Regions from separate parts of the Homo sapiens genome. Here region 2 is linked to region 1. Evidence: chromatin loops called from intact Hi-C (ENCODE). Cell type or tissue: PC-9. All regions are shown on one strand. Links, peaks and the distances in the headings refer to the core of each region. The heading gives the core; the rest is flanking DNA.

What was found. Peaks named below come from ENCODE experiments on the same cell type or tissue, not always from the same donor. Only the 100,000 strongest peaks of a DNase experiment are listed, where the experiment ranks them.
Region 2: a loop joins it to region 1, with 4 times the contacts of the local background. A loop is called at or near these places in 38 of 110 quality-filtered maps.

What each region holds. Positions count from the first base shown.
Region 1 is chr17:58,698,107-58,708,404 of GRCh38, reverse strand. RAD51C (RAD51 paralog C) reads right to left here. Exons shown (of 9, transcript NM_058216.3): 4 at 5,076-5,209. Among named protein-coding and RNA genes, the nearest start is that of RAD51C, 11 kb to the right of the region's middle. RefSeq lists an enhancer at 1,194-1,243 and silencers at 4,980-5,180, 8,172-8,340. In PC-9, for the core only: no CTCF peak of the experiment used is centred there; DNase peaks (open chromatin) are centred at 3,854 and 5,064; H3K27ac peaks cover 2,280 bases.
Region 2 is chr17:58,582,283-58,592,580 of GRCh38, reverse strand. TEX14 (testis expressed 14, intercellular bridge forming factor) reads left to right here. Exons shown (of 32, transcript NM_031272.5): 16 at 4,560-4,685; 17 at 4,915-5,000; 18 at 6,499-6,780; 19 at 7,981-8,081. Among named protein-coding and RNA genes, the nearest start is that of SEPTIN4, 43 kb to the right of the region's middle. RefSeq lists a silencer at 4,688-4,777. In PC-9, for the core only: CTCF peaks have their summits at 810, 4,579 and 4,782 (motif pointing left); a DNase peak (open chromatin) is centred at 4,690.

The sequences.
Region 1 (10,298 bases), core at 1,300-9,299:
GAAGAATATAGTAAATAAGAGAGAAGGTCCCTGCTCTCTTGGAGGTTATGTTTTAGTGGAGTAAGGGACCATTAATATGCAAACAAACACACAAATAAGGTAATTTCCGATAATTATAAGAAAATGAAACTGGTTGAAGTGATGAAGAACAGGTGAACACTAATAAAAAGCACAAAAATGCAAAAAAAAGTGGCATTATAAAGACTGTGAAAAGGACACTTGTTTACAGTAGAGAGCTGAAATAAAAAGGCAGAACATGACCTTGTTCAACGTCAGCTGGGAATATGTGCACAGGTTGATTCGATTTTTCATGACTCCACACATGACCACTGCTGTGTCCCCCCAATATTCGTAAATTGAAGCCCTATCTCCCAGTGTGACTGTATTTGGAGAGAGGGCCTCTAAGGTAGTAATTAACGTAAAATTAGGTCATGAGAATGACATCCTGATTTGAGAGGATTAGTGTCCTTGAAGAAAAGACACCAAAGAGCTCACTCTTCCTCCTTCCTCCCCATGAGGACACAGCAAGAAGGTGGCCATCTACATGCCAGGGAGAGAGCTCTCACCAGAGACCAATCAGCCAGAACCTTATCTTGAGCTTCTAGTCTCCAGAACTGTAAGAAAATAAAATTTCTGTTGTTCAAGCCACTCAGACTATAGTATTTTTGTTATGGCAGCCTGAGGTGACCACAACAAATTTTAGTATCAAGAAATGAGGTATGGTGGGTTAGGTAGTGAGAGAAGCAAGGTACTACTATAACAAATACCTAAAATGTGGAAGTGATTTTCAAATTGGGTAATAAGCAAAGGCTGGAACAGTTTTGAGGCACATACTGAAAATATGGACATTAAGGGCAATTCTGGTGAGGCTTTTTTTTTTTTTCAGATGGAGTCTCGCTCTGTTGCCCAGGCTGGAGTGCAGTGGTGCGTTCTTGGCTCACTGCAACCTCCACCTCCCTGGTTCAAGCAATTCTCCCGCCTCAGACTCCCTAGTAGCTGGGATTAACAGGCACACGCCACCACACCCAGCTAATTTTTTTGTATTTTTAGTAGAGACGGGGTTTCACCATGTTGGCCAGACTGGTCTTGAACTCCTGACCTCAGGCAATCCGCCCACCTCAGCCTCCCAAAGTGCTGGGATTACAGGTGTGAGCCACCATGCCCGGCTATTCTGGTGAGGATTTATACAGAAATGAGGAACAAGTTACTGGAAACTGAAGGAAAGCTGGTGCTTAGTATAAAGTGGCAAAGAACTTGGCTGTGTTCTAGTATTTTATGGAAGGTAAAACTTGTGAGAAATGAAATTGGCTATTTATCTCAGGAGATTTCTAAGCAAAGTGTAGAGGAAGTGGCTTGGTTTCTCCTAGACCACTTATAGTAAAAATGAAAGAGGAGACAGATGAATTGAAGAAGGAATTGTTCAGCAAGAAGGAACCAGAACTTAGAGATGTAGAAAATTCTCAGCCTATCCATATTGCTAAAAATAAGAAAGCTTGCTCTAGAGAGAAGACCAAAGGTACGGTTGAACAATGACTCTATAAATAGATTATCCATGATGTTAATCAGCCATCTCAGCAGAAGCCAGTGATAGATAAGGGATTATAACAGCAGAAACACTGCTAGTTTGAAGTAAAGAGGACAGAGTAAGTGGGAAAGAATGAACGAAGGCTGTTGGACTTCCTTGATTCCACAAGAGAAAACCATGAGCTACTTGACTGTGAATGTGCCCTATTCCTCAAGAAAAGGAAAGAATGGTGCCAAAGGGGATCACAGATCCTCAGAGCTGTCACTCTTACCATAAGCCCAGGGGGCAATGCTATGTCGTCCTTGGTTTCAGAGGGTGGGGCCCTTGCAGAGAGAGGAAGGGGCAGGGCCACCCCACAGAGCAGTAGGGTGATTCTGCTACTGCAGTGGGCCTGGAAGGCAGAGCATCAAAGCAAAGGATCATTCTTTTTTTAATTATTATTATTTTTTTGAGATGGAGTCTCACTCTGTCACTCAGGCTGGAGTGCAGTGGCATGATCTCATGTCACTGCAATCTCCTCTGCCTCCTGCGTTGAAGTGATTCTTCTGCCTCAGCCTCCCTAGTAGCTGGGACTACAGGCACGCACCACCATGCCCGGCTAATTTTTGTATTTTTAGTAGAGACAGGGTTTCACCATATTGGCCAGGGTGGTCTCAAACTCCTGACTTCGTGATCTGCCTGCCTCAGCCTCCCAAAGTGCTGGGATTACAGGCATGAGCCACCGTGCCTGGCCAGCAAAGGATTATTCTTGAGCCTTATGGTCCAATGAAATTTGCCTTGCTAGGCACCCATAATCCTTTTGGGAATGTTCATCCTATGCATTTCCTACTATTGTATTTTGAAAGCATATAACTTGCCTGATTTCAAACGTTCACAGCTGGAAGGGAATTTCACTTCAGGATGAATTATAACTTGAGTCTCACCAATCTCTGATTTAGATAATATTTAGATGAAGCCTGGGACTTTTAGAGTTGATGATGGAACCGGTTAAGACGTTTGGGGCTGTGTGGATGGAATGGATACAAGAAAAACATGAATTTGGCGGGCAGGTAGGGGGTAGGGGGGCAAGGGGCCAGGGGCAAACTTCTGGGAACTCAATTATGTCCCCTTAAAATTCGTATGTTGAATCCCTAAACCCCAATGTGAATGTATGTGGAGAAAGGACTTCTAAGGAAGTAATCAAATAAGTTCATAAAGATGGGACCCTAATCTAAGATGATTAGCGTCCTTGTAAGAAGAAATATTAGGGGTCAGGCACGGTGGCTCACGCCTGTAATCCCAGCACTTTGGGAGGCCGAGGTGGGCGGATCACAAGATCAGGAGATCGAGAACATCTTGGCCAACATGGGGAAACCCTGTCTCTACTAAAAATACAAAAATTAGCCAGGCGTGGTGGCATGCGCCTGTAGTCCCAGCTACTCTGGAGGCTGAGGCAGGAGAATCGCTTGAATCCGGGAGGTGGAGGTTGTAGTGAGCTGAGATCACGCCATTGCACTCCAGCCTGGGTGACAAAAGCGAAACTCCACCCCCCCCCCAAAAAAAAGAAAAAACACCAGGGAATTCACTCTCTCCTTCTTTTCCTCCCTATCATATGAGGACACAGAGAAAAGATGGCTGTCTGCAAGCCAGGAAGAAAGCCCTTGCCAGAAACTGAATCAGCTAGAACTTTGATCTTGAACTTTTAGGCTCCAGAACTCTAAGAAAATTAATTTCTATTGTATTTATTTATTTAATTTTTATTTATTAATTTTGAGACAGAGTCTCTCTGTCTCCCAGGCTGGAGTGCAGTGTCACGATCTCAGCACACTGCAACCTCTGCTTCCCAGGTTCAAGCGATTCTCCTGTCTCAGCCTCCCAAGTAGCTGGGATCACAGGTGCATGCCAACACACCAGGCTAATTTTTGTATTTTTAGGTAGAGACGGGGTTTTGCCATGTTAGTCAGACTGGGCGACTCAAAAAAAAAATTAATTAATTAATTAAAATAAATAAAATAACAAAGAGATGGCATTTTCCATGCAGAATCTTGGCAAAAATATTCAAAAGGTCAGGATGATGGGTAATAGGCATTCTCATATATTGTCAGTAAGAGTAGAAATTGGTGCAGTCTTTCTGAAGGGCGATATGTGTTCAAGAAAAAATTATTCTAACACTTCTTAAAACAGTAAGGAGACTGTATTCAAGACTATTCTAATAGGGGTATCACAATAGGGGAGAGAGACTGGGTTCAAATCAGAATACAAGGACAACTGGGGATTCACAACCAAGAGCAAGGTGAAGGGGTCAGTGGATGAACAATTACTAACAGTGAGACATCAAGGGTAGGGAAATTCTTGCTAAACTGACCGAACAGGATTCTTACTAATGGCAGGCCAGCCAGGTGAGCAGCCTGGCCAACATGCAAAACCCTGTTTCTACCAAAAATATAAAAAAAAAAAAAAATTAGCCAGGCGTTGTGGCGCATGCCTGTAGTCCCAGCTACTTGGGAGGCTGAGGCAGGAGAATTGCCTTAACCCGGGAAGCAGAGGTTGCAGTGAACCAAGATCACGCCAATGCACTCCAGCCTGGGCGACAGAGCCAGACTCCATCAAATTAAAAAATAAAAAATAAATAAATAAAGGCAAGCCAAGGATTTAAATATCAAAGGTGGGGAATGAGGAACGTGATCAGGTATCAAAGGTGCTCAGACTATCAAATGTGAGAGAATCTCTCTGAACTGACAGCAGGATTCTTTGCTAAGACTGGACTGGGTAGGCCAAAGACAGGATGGGGCCAAGTTCAGTCAAGGAGAATCTTTGTCACTGATAATGTTTACCAAAATTAAAGGGCCAGGCACAGTGGCTCATGCCTATAATCCCAGCACTCTGGGAGGCTGAGGTGGGAGAATCGCTTAACCCCAGGAGTTGACTCCATTTCTACCCAAAAAAAAAAAAAAAAAAAAAAAAAAAGGTGATACATGATGGCACGGTAGCTCAATGTAGCCTTGAACTGCTGGGCTCAAGCAATCCTCCCACCTCAGGCCTGCTCCACCCAGCCCTTGGTAGCTGAGACTACAGCTACACCACACACGGCTAATTTTTTTTTTGGTGGGGACAATGTCTTACTATGTTGCCCAGGCTGGTTTTGAACTACTGGGCTCAAATGATCCTCCCACCATGGCCTCCCTAAGTGCTGGGATTACAAGTATGAGCCACTGCACCTGGCCAATAGTGATCACCTTTGGGGAGAGGCACTAGAAAACAGTAGCACAAGGAAGTTTTTATTTTTCATTTCATACCTTTCTATACAATGTGGTTTGATAGGAGCTATTCCACTATTACTGGAAATGAAACTTCTATATTATTTCAATTTCTTACTCTGAGCATAAACTATATATACATATACATACACAAAACAAATATAAATATAAATAAATTGTAGGTCAAGGAAGGAAGAGATTTTCTCAATTGGCTTTGACTTTGATTTTATGCTACTGTACTGGTTATTTTTTCATGCTTATCAAACACCTCAAAAAATACTTGGTTAGTTACATTTCAGTAGTCTGACTCATACCTTTGAGTGTTCTGAAAGGAAATCTGGAAGAAGATAAACTTGTGCCAGTAACTCTGTGTAGTCACGACAGCGAAAATAATAAATATGAGAAAGAATATTATCAAGAGTGAAATCCTCCAAAGCTTTTCGGTGTTCTGAAACAACAAAACACTCTTAATTAGTTTTACCTGTTTGGATGTATTGGCAATTGTAGAAAAACAATGCTTTTTAATAACAAAATGTTCTCCTTTGGATAACAAAATTCTTTAACTGAAAGATGACAAATTATAGCAAAATTACTATAAACAGTTCATAATTCCTGATCTTTTAATTAAAGTTCTAGGGTACATGTGCACAACGTGCAGGTTACATATGTATACATGTGCCATTTTGGTGTGCTGTACCCATTAACTCGTCATTTATATTAGGTATATCTCCTAATGCTATCCGTCGCCGCCCCCCACCTGATGTCTCTCTTAATCTGTTTAGAGATAAGGTCTCACTCTGACGCCCAGGCTGGAGCACAGTGGCACAATCATAGCTCGCTGCAACCTCGAATTCCTAGGCTCAAGGGATCCTCCTGCCCCAGCCTCCCAAAGCACTGGGATTACAGGCATAAACCACTGTGCCCAGCCACTTGATTTTTTTTTTTTTTTTTTAGATAAAGTCTCACTCTGTCACCCAGGCTGGAGTGCAGTGATGCGATCTTGGCACACTGCAACCTCTGCCTCCTGGGCTCAAGCGACTGTCCTGCCTCAGCCTCTTGAGTAGCTGGGATTACAGTCACTCGCCACCATGCCCAGCTAATTTTTGTATTTTTAGTAGAGACGGGGTTTCACCTTGTTGGCCAGGCCGGTCTTGAACTCCTGACCTCAAGTGATCTGCTCACCTCAGCTTCCCAAATTCACGCCTGGGATTACAGGCATGAACCACCACACCCGACCTGATCTATTATTTTCACATTTTTCCACTGTTTCCTTACATATTAGGCTATGTAAAATTATTTATAAACATATACAACTAGTGTTTTAATGCCTGCCTTTTCATATTTCTAGTCACTGGCTTCATTGAACAGAAGTAACATAATGGAAGTTTCTCTTTCTTGCTTTTTTCTATAGGACTACAAATTAAGAGTTAACGGCAGCCTGGGCAACATGGAAAACCCCATCTCTGCAAAAAATACAGAAATTAGTCAGGTGTGATGGTGTGCAACTCTGGTCGTAGCTACTCAGGAGGTTAAGGTGAGAGGATTGCTTGAGCCTGGGAGGTCAAGGCTGCAGTAAGCAATGATAGCGGCACTGTACTCCAACCTGGGTGACAGAATGAAAACTCTGTCTCAAAAAAAAAAACAAAAAAATAAAACACAGTTAGAAAAAATGTTCAAATGAAGCATTTTTTCTCTTGAATGCTATAGTATAATTTGATATTTAACTGGCAACAATTATATAAAATCTTTCTTAGATTGGATGTTTAAAACAAACAGTTTGAGGCTGGGCGTGGTGGCTCACACTTGTAATCACAGCACTTTGGGAAGCTGGGTGGATCACTAGGTCAGGAGTTCAAGACCAGCCTGGCCAACATGGTAAAACACATCTCGACTAAAAATATAAAGATTAGCTTGGTGTGGTGGTGCATGCCTGTAATCCCAGGTACTCGGGAGGCTGAGGCAGGAGACTGGCTTGAACCCGGGAGACGGAGGTTGTAGTGAGCTGAGATCCCGCCACTGCACTCCAGCCTGGGCGACAGAGCAAGACTCTGTCTCAGAAAAAAAAAAAAGTTTGATTTTGCACATATTTCAGAGAGAAACCAATCAGTTACTGCATTTTTTCTTTTTCATTTTTTTGAGACGGAGTCTTGCTCTGTCCTCCAGGCTGGAGTGCAGTGCCGTGATCTCAGCTCACTGCAAGCTCTGCCTCCTGGGTTCATGCCATTCTCCTGCCTCAGCCTCCCCAGCAGCCGGGACTACAGGCGCCCGCCACCATGCCAGGCTAATTTTTTGTATTTTTAGTAGAGACGGGGTTTCACCATGTTAGCAAGGATGGTCTCGATCTCCTGACCTCGTGATCTGCCTGCCTCTGCCTCCCGAAGTGCTGGGATTACAGGCAGTGAGTCACCACACCCGGCCAGTTACTGCATTTTAAAATGCACTTAGCCAGGCGTGGTGGCTCACGCCTGTAATTCTAACACTTTAGGAGGCCAAGGCACGCAGATCTCTTGAGCCCGTGAGTTCAAGACCAGCCTGGGCAACATGGTGAAACTCCGTCTCTACAAAAAATGCAAAAAAAATTAGCTGGGCATGGTAGTGCCCACCTGTAGCCCCAGCTACTTGGGGGGCTGAAGTGAGAGGATCACCTGAGCCCAGGGAGGTCAAGGCTGCAGTGAATTGTGATCATGCCACTGCAATCCGGCCTGGATGACAAAGTGAGACCCTGTTTCACAAAAAGTAAAATATTAAAAATAAATAAAATGTACTTAAATATTAACACTGAAAAAACAAGAAGCTATATTTTAAAATAGAAAACATTTCCTATTGCAAATAGACACTTAGCAGAGTCAAATTTTCACCAAAACAATGACAATTTAATCTCATATCAATCATTTAAAAACTTTAGGCCAGGTGTGGTGGCTCACGCCTGTAATCCCAGCGCTTTGGGAGGCTGAGGTGGGCAGATCATGAGGTCAGGAGATCGAGACCATCCTGGCTAACATGGTGAAACCCCATCTCTACTAAAAATACAAAGTCAGCCAGGCGTGGTGGCGGGTGCCTGTAGTCCCAGCTACTTGGGAGGCTGAGGCAGGAGAATGGCGTGAACCCAGGAGGCAGAGCTTGCAGTGAGCCCAGATCGCGCCACTGCACTCCAGCCTGGATGATGGACTGAGACCCCATCTTAAAAAATAAATTAATTAATTAAAATAAAAATAAAAACTTTATATCCTAGTGCTACACCTACTCTAGTTACAGTAAGGTTTTAAGACACTATTACAAACACACATTGTGAAATAGGTAGCTTTAAGGTATAAGGGAAGAAAAACTCCTTTTCCTGCCACCCTCTTAGGTTTCTTGGCTGGAGCCCTGTAAATCGGACTGACAAAAGATGGATTAACAAGAGAAAGAGTTTATTAATTGTGCATAGTGCATGTAACAACACAGGGGAGTCCAGAGATTAGTAACTCAAAAGTTTGGTTAGATTTGGAGCTGGGCACAGGTGTTCACACTCATAATCCCAGCACTTAGGGAAGCCGACGTAGGAGGATCACTTGAGGTCAGAAGTTTGAGACCAGTCTGGCCAACATGATGAAACTCTGTCTCTACTAAAAATACAAAAATTAGCCAGGTATGGTGGCACGTGCCTGTATTCGCAGCTCCCAGCTACTCAGGAGGCTGAGTCAGGAGAATCGCTTGAACCTGGGAGGTGAAGGTCGCAGTAAGCCAAGATTGCGCCACTGCACTCCAGCCCGGGCGGTAGAGCCAGATTCTGTCTCAAAAAAAAAAGATTTGAGCTTATCGTCCCGAAGGTACAGTAAATTTTTAGAGAAGTAACAAGACAAAGGAAAAGGACCCTAAGTCTCTAAAGGCAGCAAATATTGAAACTAACTGGAGATAAAAGATAGCTAGTAAAATTTGTTATGTACGCTGATAATGGTCTAAAGTTGTCTGTGGTGATTAACTTTTGTCTTCCTGTAAGAGAGGGAAGATGGAACTCTTCTGTGCATTTATGTCCTGTTTTTAGGAAGGGCAGACAGATTTATCTGTTTCTTTTCAATTGCCTTCAGCTCAAAATAATCCTTATGCCAAAGTGGCATATTTCAGGGTGGCATATTCTGCTAGGGTCCAAAGGGCTTTCAGTAACCATGCTGGTCATCAGCGAAATGGGACACTTAGTACCTCCATGAAAAAAAAAAATCCAGCTGACTACACTCATTTAAAGGAAATATACTCATTTAAAGGAAATCTTATGAAAAGCATTTTTTTTAAAACTTTTATTGGAAAGAATAAAGACCGCACATCCAAAAAATAAATAAAACAAAGAAAAAGAAAACAATAGGCCGGGCGCTGTAGCTCATGCCTGTAATCCCAGCACTTTGGGAGGCCGAGGCGGGAAGATCACAAGGTCAGGAGTTCGAGACCAGCCTGGCCAGCATGGTGAAACTCCATCTCTGCTAAAAAAACAAAAAATTAGCCGGGCATTGTGGCACATGCCCGTAGTCCCAGCTACTCAGGAGGCTGAGGCAGGAGAATTGCTTGAACCCAGCAGGCAGAGGTTGCAGTGAGCTGAGATCATGCCACTGCACTCCAGCCTGGGTGACAGAGCGCAACTCCATCTTAAAATAAATAAATAAATAAGAAAACAGTCAACCCATAAGCCATTTAATTTATAAGTAATTGAAAGAATAAGAACTTGAATATAAATTTCCTTTTTTTTTTTTGAGAAGGAGTTTCACTTTTGTCGCCCAGAATGGAGTGCAGTGGCACGATCTCGGCTCACTGCAACCTCCGCCTCCTGGGTTCAAGCGATTCTCCTGCCTCATCCTCCTGAGTAGCTGGGATTACAGGTACCTGCCACCATGCTCGGCTAATTTTTTGTATTTTTAGTACAGACGGGGTTTCGCCATGGCTCCTGACTTCAGGTGATCCGCCCGCCTCGGCCTCCCAAAGTGCTGGGTTTACAGGAATGAGACACTGCACCCGGCCTATAAATTATCTTTCAAAAAACTGTTTAAGGCTGGGCGTGGTGGCTCACGCCTATAATCCCAGCACTTTGGGAGGCCGAGGTGGGCAGATCACCTGAGGTCAGGAGTTCAAGACCTGACTTGCCTATATGGTGAAACCCCCTCTCTACAAAAAATACAAAAATTAGCTGGGTGTGGCCGGGTGCGGTGGCTCATGCCTGTAATCCCAGCACTTTGGGAGGCCAAGGCAGGCAGATCATGAGGTCAGGAGATCGAGACCATCCTGGCTAACATAGTGAAACCCTGTCTCTACTAAAAATACAAAAAAAATTAGCTGGGCATGGTGGTGGGTGCCTGTAGTCCCAGCTACTTGGGAGGCTGAGGCAGGAGAATGGCATGAACCCAGGAGGCAGAGCTTGCAGTGAGCCGAGATTGTGCCATTACACTCTAGCCTGGGCGACAGAGTGAGACCCTGTCTCAAAAAAAAAAAAAAAAAAAAAATTAGCTGGGCATGGTAACACATGCCTATAATTCCAGCTACTCAGGAGGCTAAGGCAGGAGAATTGCTTGAAC
Region 2 (10,298 bases), core at 702-8,701, 120 kb after region 1:
AGGCAGATCACGAGGTCAGGAGATCGAGACCATCCTGGCTAACATGGTGACACCCCGTCTCTACTAAAAATACAAAAAATTAGCCGGGCGTGGTGGCGGGCGCCTATAGTCCCAGCTACTCGGGAGGCTGAGGCAGGAAAATGGCGTGAACCCAGGAAGCAGAGCTTGCAGTGAGAGGAGATCGCGCCACTGCAGTCCAGCCTGGGCGATAGAGCAAGACTCCGTCTCAAAAAAAAAAAAAAAGAATCACTCGAACCCAGGAGGCAGAAGTTGCAGTGAGCTGAGATGGCACCACTGCACTCCAGCCTTGGCAACAGAGTGAGATTCTGACTCAAAAAAAAAAATTAAATAAATAAAGAACGAACTTAAGTAAAACAAATTTATTTGGTGTGTGGGAATTTTTTTTCAATTTTTAAAAAATTGATTAAAATTTTTTTTGGTTTAAATTTAGTTAGGTATTATAAGTAAGGGAATTACTAAAAGGGCAATAATTTTTTTTTCTTTCTTTTTTTTTTTTGAGATGGAGTTTCACTCTTGTTGCCCAGGCTAGATAGAGTGCAGTGGCGTGATCTCGACTCACTGCAAACTCCACCTCCTGGGTTCAAGCGATCCTCCTGTCTCAGCCTCCTGAGTAGCTGGGATTACAGGTGCCCACCACCATGCCCAGCTAATTTTTTATATTTTTAGTAGAGATGGGGTTTCACCATGTTGGCCAGGCTGGTCTTGAACTCCTGACCTCAGGTCATCCACCCACCTCAGCCTCCCAAAGTACTGGGATTATAGGTGTAAGTCACCACTCCCAGCCAATATATGTTTTTCACGACAGACTAGTATATCAGTTTTAGTTTTTTTTTGTTTTTTTTTTTTCCTGTGGATAAATGGTAGCACTAATCCACAACTTTGAAGTCAGTTCTCCTGGAAAAAAAAACTTTTTATTCCTCGCCCTAGTGGTGATTGAGACTAATGACGAGTTTGCTGTTTGTTTCATGTTGGCAAATATGTATGTAAGGGAAAATGAAGGAAAATGTCCAGACATTTTATTTATTTATTTTTTATATTTTTGAAATGGAGTTTCGCCCTTGTTCCCCAGGCTGGAGTGCAATGGCGCGATATTGGCTCACTGCAACCTCCACCTCCCAGGTTCAAGCGATTCTCCTGCCTCATCCTCCCAAGTAGCTGGGATTACAGACATGCACCACCAGGCCTGGTTAATTTTGTATTTTTTAGTAGAGATGGAGTTTCTCCATGTTGGTCAGGCTGGTCTCAAACTCCTGACCTCAGGTGATCCACCCACCTTGGCCTCCCAAAGTGTTGGGATTACAGGCGTGAGCCACCGCGCCCAGCCAGACATTTTAGATCAGTGGATTTTATTCCTATGAAGGGAATAATGAAGAACTACCTAGCTGGCATCAGAGTGTTTGGCACTCACACCACTGATAGAAGCAAATGGGATGACATAGCCATTAGATGACAAAGAAAAACCCATAGTTGTTGTGGCCTCCCCTGCTCGGCACCCTCTTCCCTCAGAAGTACAAAGAACAGACCAAAAAAAAGTTTGACATTTTTCCACCTGTTCCTCTAGTCTTTTTGTGTGCTTAAAAAAAAAGTGACAATTACGATATGTGTAAGCAATTTTATGTCATGATTTTCACTTTACATTAGAATGTAAACATTACTCTATGTTATTAAAAAAAAAAAACCCTGTAAACTTATTTTGAAATTGTTGGGCTGGGCAAGGTGGCTCCCACCTGTAATCCCAGCACTTTCGGAAGCCAAGACAGGCAGATCACTTGAGCCCAGGAATTGGAGACTACCCTGGGAAACATGGCAAAACACCATCTCTACAAAAAATTAGCCAGGCATGGTGGTGTGCGGCTGTAGACCCACACCCTCTCCTACTTGGGAGGCTGAGGTGGGAGGATCACCTGATCCTGGGGAGGTCAAGGCTGCAGTGCCATGATTATGCCACTGCATTCCAGTTTGGGCGACAGAATAAGACCCTGTCTCAAACAACAACAACAACAACAACAACAACAACAACAACAAAAATAGTTGGATTTCACCTATTGTTGAATTTTAGGTTGCTTCATTCTTTATTCTGTTATGAATAGGGACACAGTTACTTGTAAATAATGCTTTGTTTTTGCATTTTGGATTATTTCCTCAGGATGGATTCTCAGAAGCAGAATTACTTGGTCAAAGGGTTTGAAGATTTTAAGGATTCTTTTCCCCTCCTTTTTAAGACAGGGTCTCGCTCTGTCGCCCAGGCTTCCTTGCAGTGGCGCAATCTCAGTTCATGGTTTTTTTTTTTTTTTTTTTTTGACACAGAGTCTTGCTATGTCGCCAGGCTGGAGTGCAGTGGCGCAAACTCGGCTCACTGCAACCTCCGCCTCCTGGGTTCAAGCGATTCTCCTGTCTCAGACTCCTGAGTAGCTGGGATTACAGGCGTGCACCACCACACCCGGCTAATTTTTGTATTTTTAGTAGAGACAAGATTTCACCATGTTGTCCAGGATGGTCTCCATCTCTTGACTTTGTGATCTGCCCGCCATGGCCTCCCAAAGTGCTGGGATTACAGGCGTGAGCCACCACGCCTGGCCAATCTCAGTTCACTTTATGGGGCCAATGTGTGAGGGTCGCTTGAAGTCTGGGAGTTTGAGACCACGCTGGGCAACAAACATTGTGTGACTTCATCCCTACCAAAAATACAAAAACTAGCTGGCTGTGGTGGCAGGTGCCTGTGGTCCCAGCTACTTGGGAGGCTGAGGTGGGAGGATCGCTGGAGCCTGGGAAGTTGAGCCTGCAGTAATCTGTGATTGTGCCACTGTACTCCAGCCTAGTGACAGAGTCAGACCCTATCTCCAAAAGAATTTTATTTTTTTAAAAAGGAAGCTGATCAGATCTACCCTCTCTGATTCAGCAGTCTCTCTGCTTTCTGGTCCAGCTGGAGAGTAGGGCATTCTAGATAACAGGGAATTCATATCTGTGCCACAGAGCACACACTTTTTTTTTTTTTTTTTTTTGAGACGGAGTCTCGCACTGTTGCCCAAGCTGGAGCGCAGTGGATCTTGGCTCACTGCAACCTCTGCCTCCCGGGTTCAAGAGATTCTCCTGCCTCAGCCTCCCAAGTAGCTGGGATTACAGGCGCCCGCCACCATGCCCAGCTAATTTTTTGTATTTTTAGGAGATACGGGGTTTCACCATGTTGGCCAGGCTGGTCTTGAACTCCTGACCTCATGATTCACCTGCCCCGGTCTCCCAAAGTGCTGGGATTACAGGCATGAACCACTGCACCCAGCCTACACTTTTTTTTCTTTGGAAATAGAGTCTCGCTCTGTCACCCAGGCTGGAGTGCAGTGGTGTGATCTCAGCTCACTGCAACCTCCGCCTCCCGGGTTCAAGCAATTCTCATGCCTCAGCCACCTGAGTAGTTGGTATTACAGGCATGCACCACCATGCCCAGCTAATTTTTTGTTTTTTTAGTATAGAGTTTTCACCATGTTGGCCAGGCTCACCTCAACTCCTGGCCTCCGCCTGCCCTGGCCTCCCAAAGTGCTGGGATTACAGGTGTGAGCTACCGTGCCCAGCCAGTTCATGCGTTTTTGAAAAGTTAATTGAATAGATGATAAAATGTACATGTTCATGAGATATTTATAAACTTTATTTGTTTATTTTTTTTCTGGAGACAGAGTTTCACTATGTTGTACAAGCTGGCCTTGACCTCCTGAGCTCAAGTAATCCTCCTGCCTTAGCCTCCCAAGTAGCTGAGACTACAGACCTGAGCCACCATCCTGGCTAGTTATGGGATATTTAGAGGAAAAAAAGACGCCTTTATGTTGCAAATGAGGAAGCCTTGGCCTAGAGAGATTGATGTTTGCCAAAGTCAGATAGTAACCTAGTGGTAGGTCAGGGTCTAGAATTCAGTGGGACTAGATTGAAGGTCTCTGAATGTTCTTCAGGATCTCTGATGCCTTAAGACTGTTTTTACAAACGTTAGGCCGGGCATGGTGGCTCACACCTGTAATCCTAGCACTTTGGGAGGCCGAGGTGGGTGGATCACTCGAGATAAGGAGTTCAAGACCAGCTTGGGCAACATAATTTTCTACTAAAAATACAAAAACTAGCCGGGCATGGTGGCGTGCATGTGTAATCCCAGCTACTTGGGAAGCTGAGGCATGAGAATTGCTTGAACCCAGGAGGCGGAGGTTGCAGTGAGCTGAGGTCGTACCACTGCACTCCTGGGTGACAGACTGAGACTCTGTCTCAACAACTACAAATGTTATTGTGCTGTCACTGATATGAAGGTGGGCCTGTTACCAGAGAATTCTGATGGACGGGCAGGAGCAGAACCCTCACCTGAACCATCACCTGTGATTTGTGGCATTTGCAGGGGAGGCTCTGCAACAGCCCAGGGATTGTGTCTTGTGAAACTGCGCTTCAACTGCGGGTTTCTTCTACCTCTGAAAATCTCCCAAGAGCACTTTTATAATCATGAAATCTAAACTTAGAAACTAAAAATACTCTTAGAGATCTTATAGCTCAGTCCTTTCATTTCTTAGCCAGGGAAGACCTAGAGAGTCCACTGCCCAAGCCAAAGCCACACAGTTTAATAGTGCACTCTTCACTCTGTCAAGCCACCGGCAGGGACCTTCTGCATCACCCAGCTGTCACTGGGACTCTACCAGGTAAGGATCCTTGTGGGCTGGAAACTGGTGGTGGAGCGGGGGTGGGGGTGGGTTCTGGCACCCTCTGCTGGTGCAAAGGGGTCAGTGCAACTCTAGGAATGGCTTAGGGAGTAGGGAACAGGTCCTCTGGATGGGCTGGTGGGCTTTTGGTTCTGTCAAGAACTTGAGCAAACTGATGTGTTTGTGTCCACCCCGCTCCCCCTACCTCCAAAAAACCCGTGCAATTCAGGATGAGTGTGGAACCTGTTTCTTCTGAAATCTATAATGCAGAGTCCAGAAATAAAGATGATGGAAAGGTACACTTAAAATGGAAAAGTGAGTATAAAGTCATGGGTTTTATTAGACAAAATGAAATTTAAAGTATATTTCTAATGTGGTTGATATTTCTAAGTACACAACCTGTGTTGCACATTTAGAACCATAGCAATGTCCTTCTGAATTTTTTTCTTTTATTATATTTCATTTTAAAAGCAGGGCCCTTCTGACTACAGACTTCAGAAGGGAAATGCTTTTTTTTTAATTTCTAGACTTTATAGGAAATATTTCTAATATATAAATGTATATTGTATAAGAAATGTAACAAAACAGTGCACAATACAATAAGTCCTCACCTTATTCTGTTAATAGGAAATGACAATGACTTTAAGCAAACTACGACTTTAAGCAAAACGATGTATAACAAAACCAATTTTACCATGGGCTAATTGATGTAAGCAAGAGTTAAGTTCCTATAGCATATTTCTGGTCACAAATACATCACCATACTTCTAAATAAAGACCAAGACACTTCTAATATTAAACATTGAAATAAATGTGAGCTATGTACACATTTAAGAGAGATTAATAAAAACAAGTAAGATAAGTAATTACCTGTTTATTCTAGTTCAGGGTCACAGGTGGCTGGAACCTATCCTGGCAACTCAGGGTACAAGGAGGGAACCAGCCCTAGACAGACACCATTCCATTGCAGAGTGTACTCACACACTCCCACTCACACAGACTGGGGCAACTTCAACACACTAGTTCACCTAACGTGCACATATTTAGGATGTGGGAGGAAACCGGACTACCTGGAAAAAACCCATGCAGATGCGGGGAGAACATGCAAGTGCCACACAGACAGTGGCCCCAGCTGGGAATTGATTGTTTTTTTTTTTTCTCATCAGAGTTACAATGAAACAATGTTGAATAAAATGACATTATTTGAGGAACTGCTACATAGATATTTACTATATAACATTATAAAAGTGGAGAGTATGCAGTGTCACTCTCATATCCTGTGGGCATTATTCTTTGTATCAGTTTTCTCTTACAGGCTTAAAGGATATAATGTCTATTTTTAATACTAGTCGTAAGTGACATTAGCAGAAGTGTTTGACAACATTTGAAATGAAAACATGCATATATGTATGCATTCCAAAAATATGAGCTCAGTGTAGTCTGGAAAGACTAGACAAACTCAAATAGAATACTTTCTATTATTACACACTAAGAACTATAGATGTCATTTTTCCTGTTAAAACTTCACAGGAAGAGGGTCTATCTGTAAGTTGTTTGCTGCCTTTCACCCTGGAAGTAAGCAACAAGGGCTGTTGTTTGGGATAACTGACTGAAATTCCCTTCTCTCTCTCTGTCATCAATTCTCCCCTGACCTCCCATTCAAGCCAAACAGGGCAAGCTAAGGATGATGCAACTGTAAAAAGGCAATTGTTACACTATGAGTTATAATAGTATTATGTATTTCTTTTAGATGAAAGCCTGTGTTTCCAGTGTTTACAGTGATGTTTTAAATGCTGCTTTCTCTTATGCACAGTGGAGGTGAAAGAAATGGCAAAGAAAGCAGCTACTGGACAGCTCACAGTACCTCCTTGGCATCCTCAGAGTAGTCTGACTTTAGAGAGCGAGGCTGAAAATGAGCCCGACGCCCTGCTGCAGCCCCCCATTAGGAGCCCAGAAAACACGGATTGGCAGCGAGTTATTGAGTATCATAGGGAAAATGATGAGCCCAGAGGAAATGGCAAGTTTGACAAGACGGGCAACAATGACTGTGACAGTGACCAGCATGGCAGACAGCCCAGGCTTGGAAGCTTCACCAGTAAGTTCACTTGCGGGAATCAGGATAGGTGAACTCAATCAAGTATCAGTCGGGCGAGGTGGCTCAGCCTGTAATTCCAGCACTTTGGGAGGTGAGGCGAGCGGATCACCTGAGCCCAGGAATTTGGGACCAGCCTGGTCAACATGATGAAACCTGGTCTCTACAAAAAAAAAAAAAAAAAAAAAAAAAACATTAGCTGGGCGTGGTGGCACACGCCTCTAGTTCCAGGTACCCAGGAGGCTGAGGTGGGAGGATCACTTGGACCTGAGAGGTGGAGGTTGCAGTGAGCTGTGATCATGAAACTGCACTCCAGCTTGGGTGACAGTGAGACCCTGTCTCAAAATAAAAATAAAAGTAAAAAAAAGTTATCAGCTCTCAAAAAAGTAAACTTTCCAGCATATTTTTTTTGGTTTGGTCCTCTCTCCTTTCCTACTTTTCTGGAAACCTTGAATTCCAGGGGAAGACAGTATAGCCCTATATCTCATTGCATTTCCCACAGGCAAACAGATCCAGACACTGATCAGTTTTTATATTACTGAAACAGGTCCCTTTGTCCAAAGGAAGTAAAATAATCAAATACTGACCCTGGTTTTGGCGAGGAATCGATCCTTCTTTACCTGGGGATAGAGGTAGGCCATCACTGCCTACTGCCCATGTCTCTGCATTGTATTCTAAGCTGAAATTAAATTCTCCCAGAATTTATTTAGAATGTATTCTAAGCTGGCATTAAATTTTTCCAGAGAGTCTATGCTGGAGGAACCTAGAGACACATGACATTTATTGTCATCGGTTTATAGATTTACAGGTTAAAAAAAATGAAGGCTGTATATTTTCAGTTGATAATTTGCTTATAATCAGGGCATGGATATTGTTTCACAGTTGTTTATAAGTTAAAGAAAGATACATCTAAACTTGTCATTTGTCTTAGGCAGAAAATCTATTGGCTTGGGTATTATTTGTATTTAGAATCTGTTTCTTGTCAAGCATCACTCTCGAATGGGTGGGCAGATGATCCAGGGCTGCATTTTGGGGTCAGGCTAAACTAACAGTCTCTACTCTCTGGACTGAACCTAACGTATGGGACATGGCCACTCTTGGCAGAATATGTATACATCTCTTCTTTCATGCCACCTTTATCCTCTTCCATGTTGTCTGAATATCACTGAATGACTTTGACCCTGACTGTGTTACAATCATTAGGTATCAGGCACCCATCTCCCAGACAAAAGGAGCAACCAGAGCATAGTGAAGCCTTCCAAGCAAGTTCTGACACATTGGTGGCTGTAGAGAAATCTTACAGTGTAAGTAATACTGCCTGGAAAGCCAAGTTGAACCCAAAGATCTAATAAGATAGAACTGAGTTATTGTTATGTGTTATGACACCAAAATAATAGCTATAGTAGTTCTTTTTGGCTGGAGCATGTGCCTTCATGTCACTGACATGAATAAAATAATCTTTCCTCCTGTCTGATACTTTTTAAAAAGTCAGTTCAACTCAATGAATTGTGTATCCTGGAGATTGGGAGAGTACAGAAAAGTGTCAGATTCAGCTTTGGCACATGAGTTTCTGGCATAGTTTGCTAAACAAAACTAGGGCAAAGCTCCTTCCCCAGCAGGCGACTGAGGTCAGTTAGGAGTAGGAAAAGCAAGGGCAGGGTTGCTATGAGAGTATCTTCACCTGGAATATCCTCTAAGGGCCAAACTCAGCACCCAGCTCAGTGGAAGTGATGTGTTTGTGCCTGACAACTGCACCTCAGCAGGATCTATATGCGTTTCCACTGCAGTTACAGCCTTGCTTCAGGGCTTTAACACACTCTAGGCCATAGCGCAGCCAGACTAAGAAACCAAAATTTTTTTATTGTCATTGACATGGGATTGCAATCATTTAAAGAATATAGACAGCAATTGAGAATGATACAATATATGAATACAATAGTGATAAAATGTAAGGTCTTTTGACCTATTGTATTTAATCATGGCATATGAACCATTCATAAGATCAACTTATTCTTTCTCGGACTTGAGGGCTGGAAGAACAGTCATATTAACCATACTGGCTGAGCTGGAGAAGCAGGCCTAGGCAGGAAAGTGGGGAATGTCTGCCGGAGGCCAGGACGAATTCAGTTTGATGAGAGGTAAAGAGGAGCAGCTGTTAAGTGCACAGGAAGGGAAGTGTGTGGCAAAAAGCAGTGTCCGAGGAAATTAGTCACAAAATCTCTGCCAAGAGATCACTGAAGGTTGGGTGTAGTGGCTCACACCTATAATTCCAGTACATTGGGAGGCTGAAGCTGGAGGATCGCTTAAAGCCAGGAGTTCAAGACCAGGCTGGGCACCATAGTATGACCCTGCCTACAAAAAAATGTAAAAATCAGCTGAGTGCAGTGGCTCACTCCTGTAATCCCAGCCCTTTGGGAGGCCAAGGTGGGCAGATTGCTTGAGTCCAGGAGTTTGAGACCAGCCTTGGCAACATGGCAAGACCCCATCTCTACAAAAGATACAAAAGTTAGCTGGATATGCTGCATGCCTCTAGTCCCAGCTACTTGGGAGGCTGAAGTGGGAGGATCACCTGAGTCTGGGGAGGTTGAGGCTGCAGTGAGCCATGATCAGGCCACTGCACTCCAGCCTGGGGGACAGAGTGAGACCCTGTCTAAAAAAAATAAAAATTAGTCAGGCATGATAGTGTGCACCTGTAGTCTCAGCTATTCGGGAGGCTGAGGCAGGAGGATCGCTTGAGCCCAGCAGTTCAAGGCTGCAGTGAGCTGTCATTGCGCCACTGTACTCTAGCCTGGGTGGACTGAATGAAACCATGTCTCAAAAAAAAAAAAAAAAAGACTGAAGTGAGCCATTTGTTTGGCCACATAGTAATCAGGTCCTGAATATTGTGAAATAAGCAGGAAAAAAGGGGTGGAGCAGAGATGCTAAAGAAATAAATTTGCAGGCCGGTCGCGGTGGCTCACACCTATAATCCCAGCACTTTGGGAGGCCGAGGTGGGAGGATCACTTGAGGTCAGGAGTTTGAGACCAGCCATGCCAACATGGTGAAACCCCATCTCTACTAAAAATACAAAAAGTAGACAGGTGTGGTGGCACACACCTGTGATCCCAGCTACTTGGGAAGCTGAGGCAGGAGAATCACTGGGACCCCAGAGGCGGAGGCTGCAGTGAGCCGAGATCATGCCACTGCACGCCAGCCTGGGTGACAGAGGAAGACTCTGTCTCAAAAAAAAAAAAAAAGAAATTTGCAGGCCGGGTGTGGTGGCTCATGTCTGTAATCCCAGCACTTTGGGAGGCAGAGGCAGGCAGATCACGAAGTCAGGAGTTCAAGACCAGTTTGGCCACCATAGTGAAACCCCTCTCTACTAAAAATACAAAAATTAGCTGGGCATGGTGGCACATGCCTATAGTCCCAGCTACTCAGGAGGCTGAGGCAGGAGAATCACTTGAACCTGGGAGGTGGAGGTTGCAGTGAGCCAAGATCGCACCTCTGCACTCCAGTCTGAGTGACAGAGAGAGACTCT